Regions from separate parts of the Homo sapiens genome. Here region 1 is linked to region 2. The links are chromatin contacts, found by Hi-C or POLR2A ChIA-PET in ENCODE. All regions are on one chromosome and are shown on one strand. Each heading gives the region's core, a stretch centred on a gene start or an enhancer-like site at or near the end of the contact. The rest is flanking DNA. Distances are from core to core; before and after follow the strand shown. Region 1 has its middle 43 kb from the start of RBM47. Region 2 overlaps N4BP2 (NEDD4 binding protein 2).

Evidence for each region. A loop is a pair of places that touch in the nucleus more often than their neighbours do. ChIA-PET counts read pairs that join two places held with the same protein, here RNA polymerase II (POLR2A). Pooled maps may share reads with other maps.
Region 1: a loop to region 2 is called in a pooled map, with 2.6 times the contacts of the local background. The contact joins two enhancer-like sites. A Hi-C loop is called at or near these places in 3 of 50 pooled maps. POLR2A ChIA-PET finds 5 or more read pairs at or near these places in 2 of 52 experiments (HEK293 and activated CD8-positive, alpha-beta memory T cell).

The regions. Positions count from the first base shown.
Region 1 is chr4:40,671,722-40,674,421 of GRCh38, reverse strand. No RefSeq gene overlaps it. Among named protein-coding and RNA genes, the nearest start is that of RBM47, 43 kb to the right of the region's middle. RefSeq lists an enhancer at 941-2,140. Within about 2 kb of position 1,366, at least 13 of the 41 ENCODE cell types and tissues checked have a DNase peak (open chromatin) inside an H3K27ac peak, as active enhancers do.
Region 2 is chr4:40,120,345-40,123,044 of GRCh38, reverse strand. N4BP2 (NEDD4 binding protein 2) reads right to left here. Exons shown (of 18, transcript NM_018177.6): 9 at 736-2,700. Among named protein-coding and RNA genes, the nearest start is that of N4BP2, 65 kb to the right of the region's middle. Within about 2 kb of position 1,349, at least 4 of the 41 ENCODE cell types and tissues checked have a DNase peak (open chromatin) inside an H3K27ac peak, as active enhancers do.

The DNA of each region.
Region 1 (2,700 bases), core at 117-2,616, 550 kb before region 2:
CTGGAGTGCAGTGGCGTGATCTCCGCTCACTGCAACTTCCGCCTTCCCAGTTCAAGCTATTCTCTTGCCTCAACCTCCTGAGTAACTGGGATTACAGGCACACGCCACCACGCCTGGCTAATTTTGTATTTTTAGTAGAGACAGGGTTTCTCCATGTTGGTCAGGCTGGTCTTGAACTCCCGACCTCAGGTGATCCGCCTGCCTCGGCCTCCCAAAGTGTTGGGATTATAGGCATGAGCCACAGCCCTGGCACCGGAGTCTGGTCTTATACTTGATTCACTGAGTAGCTCAGTTACTTAGTTGCTCCCTGCATCAAAGAGGCTCTTATAGTAATAGCAGCTATTAGCAGCTGGCAACTATTTTACACACATACATCATCTCTAATTTTCAAAAGAGTTCTGCAAGGAAGGCATTTGTTGTAGGCAGAATGTCTAAAATGGACCCTAAAGATGTCCTTTATCTCTGGAACCTGTGAATATGATGAGATTTCACTCTGATGATTATATTATGTTGTATGGCACAGTTGACCTTAAGAAAGAGTGATTATCTGGGTGAACATGAGCTGCTAAAGCAGAAAGCGGCAGGCATGGTGGCCCATGCCTGTAATCCCAGCACTTTGGGAGGTCAAGGCAAGAGGATCACTTGAGCCCAGGAGTTTAAAATCAGCCTGGGCAACATAGCGAGATCCCCACTCTACAAAATAAATAAGTAGATAAAAAAAAGAATAAAAGCAGAGAGCTTTCTCTGGCTGAGAGCAGAAGTCAGATGTTTTCCAAGTGTCAGAAGGGTTAGGTGTGTAGTTGCTGCTTTGGAATAGAGGGTCACTGTGGAGGAAGGGGGCAGGCTTAAGGAGCTGAGAAATGGCCTCTGCTGACAGCCAGTGAGGAAACAAGGCCTCGGTCCCACAACTGCAGGAACCTACATTCTGCTGACAACAGGGATGAGCTTGGAGGAAGACCCTGAGCTCTAGGTGAGGACACGGACAACCAACATCTTGATTTCAGCGTTTCAAGGCTCTTAGCAGAAAACCTGGTTACGCCATCTGGGGCCTCTGGCCTACAGCACTGTGAAATGATGAGTGGGAGTAGCTCTTACCCTCTAGATCTGTGCTAATTTATTACACAGCAGTAGAAAACTAATAAAGCATTCATACCCTCCTCCTGCAGAGGAGGAAACTGAGGTTCAAGGAAGTTTAGTAAATGTGGTGAAAACTATCTTGAGAATGTGGTTAGGGCAGGATTTGATGCAGGCAGACAGACCTACCCACGTCACCATTCAGTAATGTGTTAACCAACCAAGATCCACAGGATGCAAAAGGAATAAAGCTCTTGATAGAGGGAAGGATGACTCAGCTTTCTACTCAGTTTTAGAATGACTCGGATTCTTATTTACTATTGGCTGAACAATGGCTTGGGTTTCTGCAAGGATCTTGATCTGTGGGAGTGGCTCCCACGTATCTGCTCTGTTGAGATGTATTAGCTTGTCTCCTTTTTTCGCTACAAGCATTAGATGACTGATTTCCAAACGAGTGAAGCTGAATGGATTTAGCCAGATTAACATTCTAACAGCAAGAAACAGGGGAAGAAAAGGCAAATCCTGGGGCGCTTTGTTAACACACGGAATCACTCACACAAACATACTCAGGAAAAGCCTTCTCTCCGAGGCCTAGCTTTGTAGATATTCAGCTTCCTGAAGACACGCCAGTTTTAAAAGGAGGAGTTCCAAAGAGCACTTACCATCAGGACCTGGCCCCAGCTCTTCATGTGACCTTTCCTTCCTCTTTCCGGCTCACTCCACTCCAGCCGCAGGACCTCTGGACCCTCCCTTGAGTTATGCTAAACTCCTGCCTGCCTTGGGCCACTGTGCCTCTGTTCTCTTTGGCGTGGAATATTCTTTCTCTAGTTCATGTCGTTAATTCACTCAGATCTCTGCTCAAGTGGCATCTGACTGGAGTGTCTTTCCCTGACCAACTTATTTAAAGCAGCGCTGTTCCCTGCCCGTCACTGTCTCCTTATCCTGCTTTATTCTTTTTTTTTTTTTTTTTTTGAAGAGGGGGTCTTGCCCTGTCTCCCGGGCTGGGGTGCAGTGGCACGATCTCGGCTCACTGCAACCTTCACCTCCCAGGTTCGAGCGATTCTCGCGTCTCAGCCTCCCAAGTTGCTGGGACTACAGGTACGTGCCACCATGCCTGGCTAATTTTTGTATTTTTAGTAGAGATAGGGTTTCACCATGTTGGCCAGGCTGGTCTCGAACTCGTGACCTCAGGTGATTCACCCACCTTGGCCTCCCAAAGTGCTGAGATTACAGGCGTGAGCCACCGCGCCGGCCCCTGCTTTATTCTTCTTCATAGCACTTTGGCTACCTGATATGCCTCAGATGTACAAATATGTTTATTTGTTTGTCATTGCCTTTCTCCCGCATGAGGTTTTGTTTTATTCATTGCTGTATTCCCAGTATCCACAATAATTTACAGCACATAGTAGGGAATCAAATATTTGTTGAATGAATTAATGAATCAAGAACAAAAGCACTGCATCTGTTAAATGATTTGGCATTCCTGAGCTATTTCTGCACCTAATCTCTCTCTCTCTCTCAGGGGTATTTGCTAATGGGTCTAATATGGGAAAGATACTTAATTCCATGGTTGTACAAAATCTAGAATACAGAAGATTAAAACCTGGAGACAAGGCCGGGTGCAGT
Region 2 (2,700 bases), core at 100-2,599:
TCACAAAACTAACTTGTACTATTAATTCCTAACTTATGCTTCTATTTACTAAATCTTAGAGTATTTCTATTTATGTTATATGCTATGTTACTGTCTTCACACTTCTTGACTACTGCAGTTATACAAAGCTTCACAGTAAATCTAAGTTATTCCTTTCCATGAGTCTAAATATGTTTACTTTATTCATTTCTATTAGTCAAGACTTTTCAATAAATATGTTCTAAAAAATTAATCTTGTCTTAAATGTATCTGGAGTAGCACCAAAGGATTTTAAAAGGTTCATCCGTACAATTAAGTGTGAAGTAAATACCAGAGAAAACGTTCAAACTATGTATGGGATAAATACAAACTCCATATAAATATTCTCTATTTCTTCCTATTGTATTTTTTAAAGTCCTCCAGAAATGTGTCAAAAATAAGGCACTATGTGAAGTTAGGCAACATAAAATTACTTTTGCATTTCAGTTAACATAGAATATAATTTTACAATCAAAATAGAACTCTCTAGCCAGGTACGGTGGCACATGCCTATAATCCCAGCTACTCTGGAGGCTGAGGCAGGAGAATCACTTGAACCTGGGAGGCAGAGGTTGCAGTGAGCCAAGATTGAGGCACTGCACTCCAGCCTGGGCAACAGAGCGAGACTCCATCTCAGAAAAAAAAAAAATACAAAATAGAACCCTCTGTAGTCTAGTCACACAAAGACACACACATGGTCATTTACTTTTTCCTTACCTGAATCAATACCAACAGGACCAAATAATTCATTAAGTTGAAAAGCCAGTTCAGGGGGTAATGCCAATTCCAGACAGTCTATGGTCAGAGATTTGGCCATCGCTGGAGTGGGATTCAATATCTCGGTTTTATCTTCCCCACTAACTCCAGCTGATAAACTACTTCCTGCCATTAGAATTTCCTTCATTTCCTTCTCATCTTCATTCATAAATTCTTCTTCATCTGAAAATTTCACATAATCCTTTGGAAAATTTTCATTTCTCTTTATTTCAAGAGAATCAGTAAAATAAATTTCTTCATTTAATTCAAGATTTGAAGTACTAGATACAAAGTTAAAAATATCAGAGAAATGTGAAGGAGAATGTATGTTGTCTCCAGTCTCTGTGACTACTAGGTTTTTTTCTGTTTCACTCATATCTTTAGGAGTAGTAGCTTTTAGAATACCTGGAAAGGACTGCTTACTGCTATATAAAAGTTCTTCCTGGCTGTTAGGAAGTATGTCATTATTATTCTTTAGACCCACAGCAGCACTGGGAAATATACTTGTCATCGATTCATGGTTTTCAGGAGTGACAGCTCTCATTTCCGCCTGCTCTGAGTTTCCTCTTTCTGCATCACAAGTAGACTGTGAGTCAGCGTTACTAATACCAATCCCATGGCTAAACTCTGGCACAGGAGAATTAGAATTCTCTAAAGTTCCTCTTTGGCTAATAATTTCTTTCAAATTCAACCCCAGAGAAAAAGGCCCAATTTGTGATCCATCACACGATTTTTGGAAATTCTCAAACTCTGTATCCTCACATAACTTAGTTTCAGAATCCAACAAAAGGCTTGTGGCCCAAATAATATCTTTATTGCACCTCTCATATAAGTCTTTCAGGGCTTCTAATGAAAAGGATCCAAACAGTTTACAAAGAATGTTAAGATTTTCAGATTCATCTGCACTGGTAAGCTCACTTTCTTCAACAAACGTGCTTTTATCATACATTACTCTATATGGAATTGCTTCTTGAACGTCTGATTTTGTGTTAATATTGAAAACTTTCGGCTTAAATCCATCTAATCTTCCTGTTAATACTTTGATAGAATCTGAAATGCTAATTTTATTCTTTTCTATTTTCCATAAAAGAGCAAAATCCTGTGGTTCAGTCTGGGTGCACATGCCTACTTCTTTTCCAGGGTCTCTCTTAGGCATTTGCTCTTGACATTCAGCTAACGTTTGTGGTTCTACTACTCCAGAAACAGTTGGTGCACTATTGGTAAAAGTAAGAGGCAACGATGTGTGTTGCCCATGACTCTTTTTACTTAGACAAGTCTGACTCTCACAGGTCATTTCACTGAGCAGCATTTCAGAACTTCCTAGATTGGAGCTACCCAATGTCTTTAGTTTTTGAGAGCTTGTGCCCCAACAGGCCTCATGTGCTGTAGATAAGGATATTTCATTCATTTTGTCATTTGTTCCAATTTCTAGGTTGGGCTCACTTAAACCAGTCTTTGGCATTCTTGATCTGTGTTCCCTCTGAGCTAAAGAATCAGATGAAGGCCAGTCACCCATAATGTTGAATGAGTTTTTGTCAATATTTTTATAAGCATCATATTTATAGCTATTGAGTGGCTCTGAAGCATCATCACACTGTGACTTTCTGCCATCCTCTACACTTTCATGTGGAGATCCTCGTTGCTGGACACAATCTGTATTCACAGATACACTGTTAACTAATTTGTGTGACTGAGGGTAATTATACTTTTTGTCGCTTTGTACGGATGAAGTTTTTTCAGTTTTTCTGTTCCTTTTTGTCCTCTGACCAATAGTCTTATCAACTGGCCAGTCACCAACAAAATTTGATAGCTCATGTCTTGGGAACTTTTCCAAAGTCGATTTGCTTTTTTGTTTCCCAAAGGCTTTTTTCGTTACTGTTGCTCTTTCTTCCACTATTTCACCAGGTGAGGATTTTTCATTTTGAA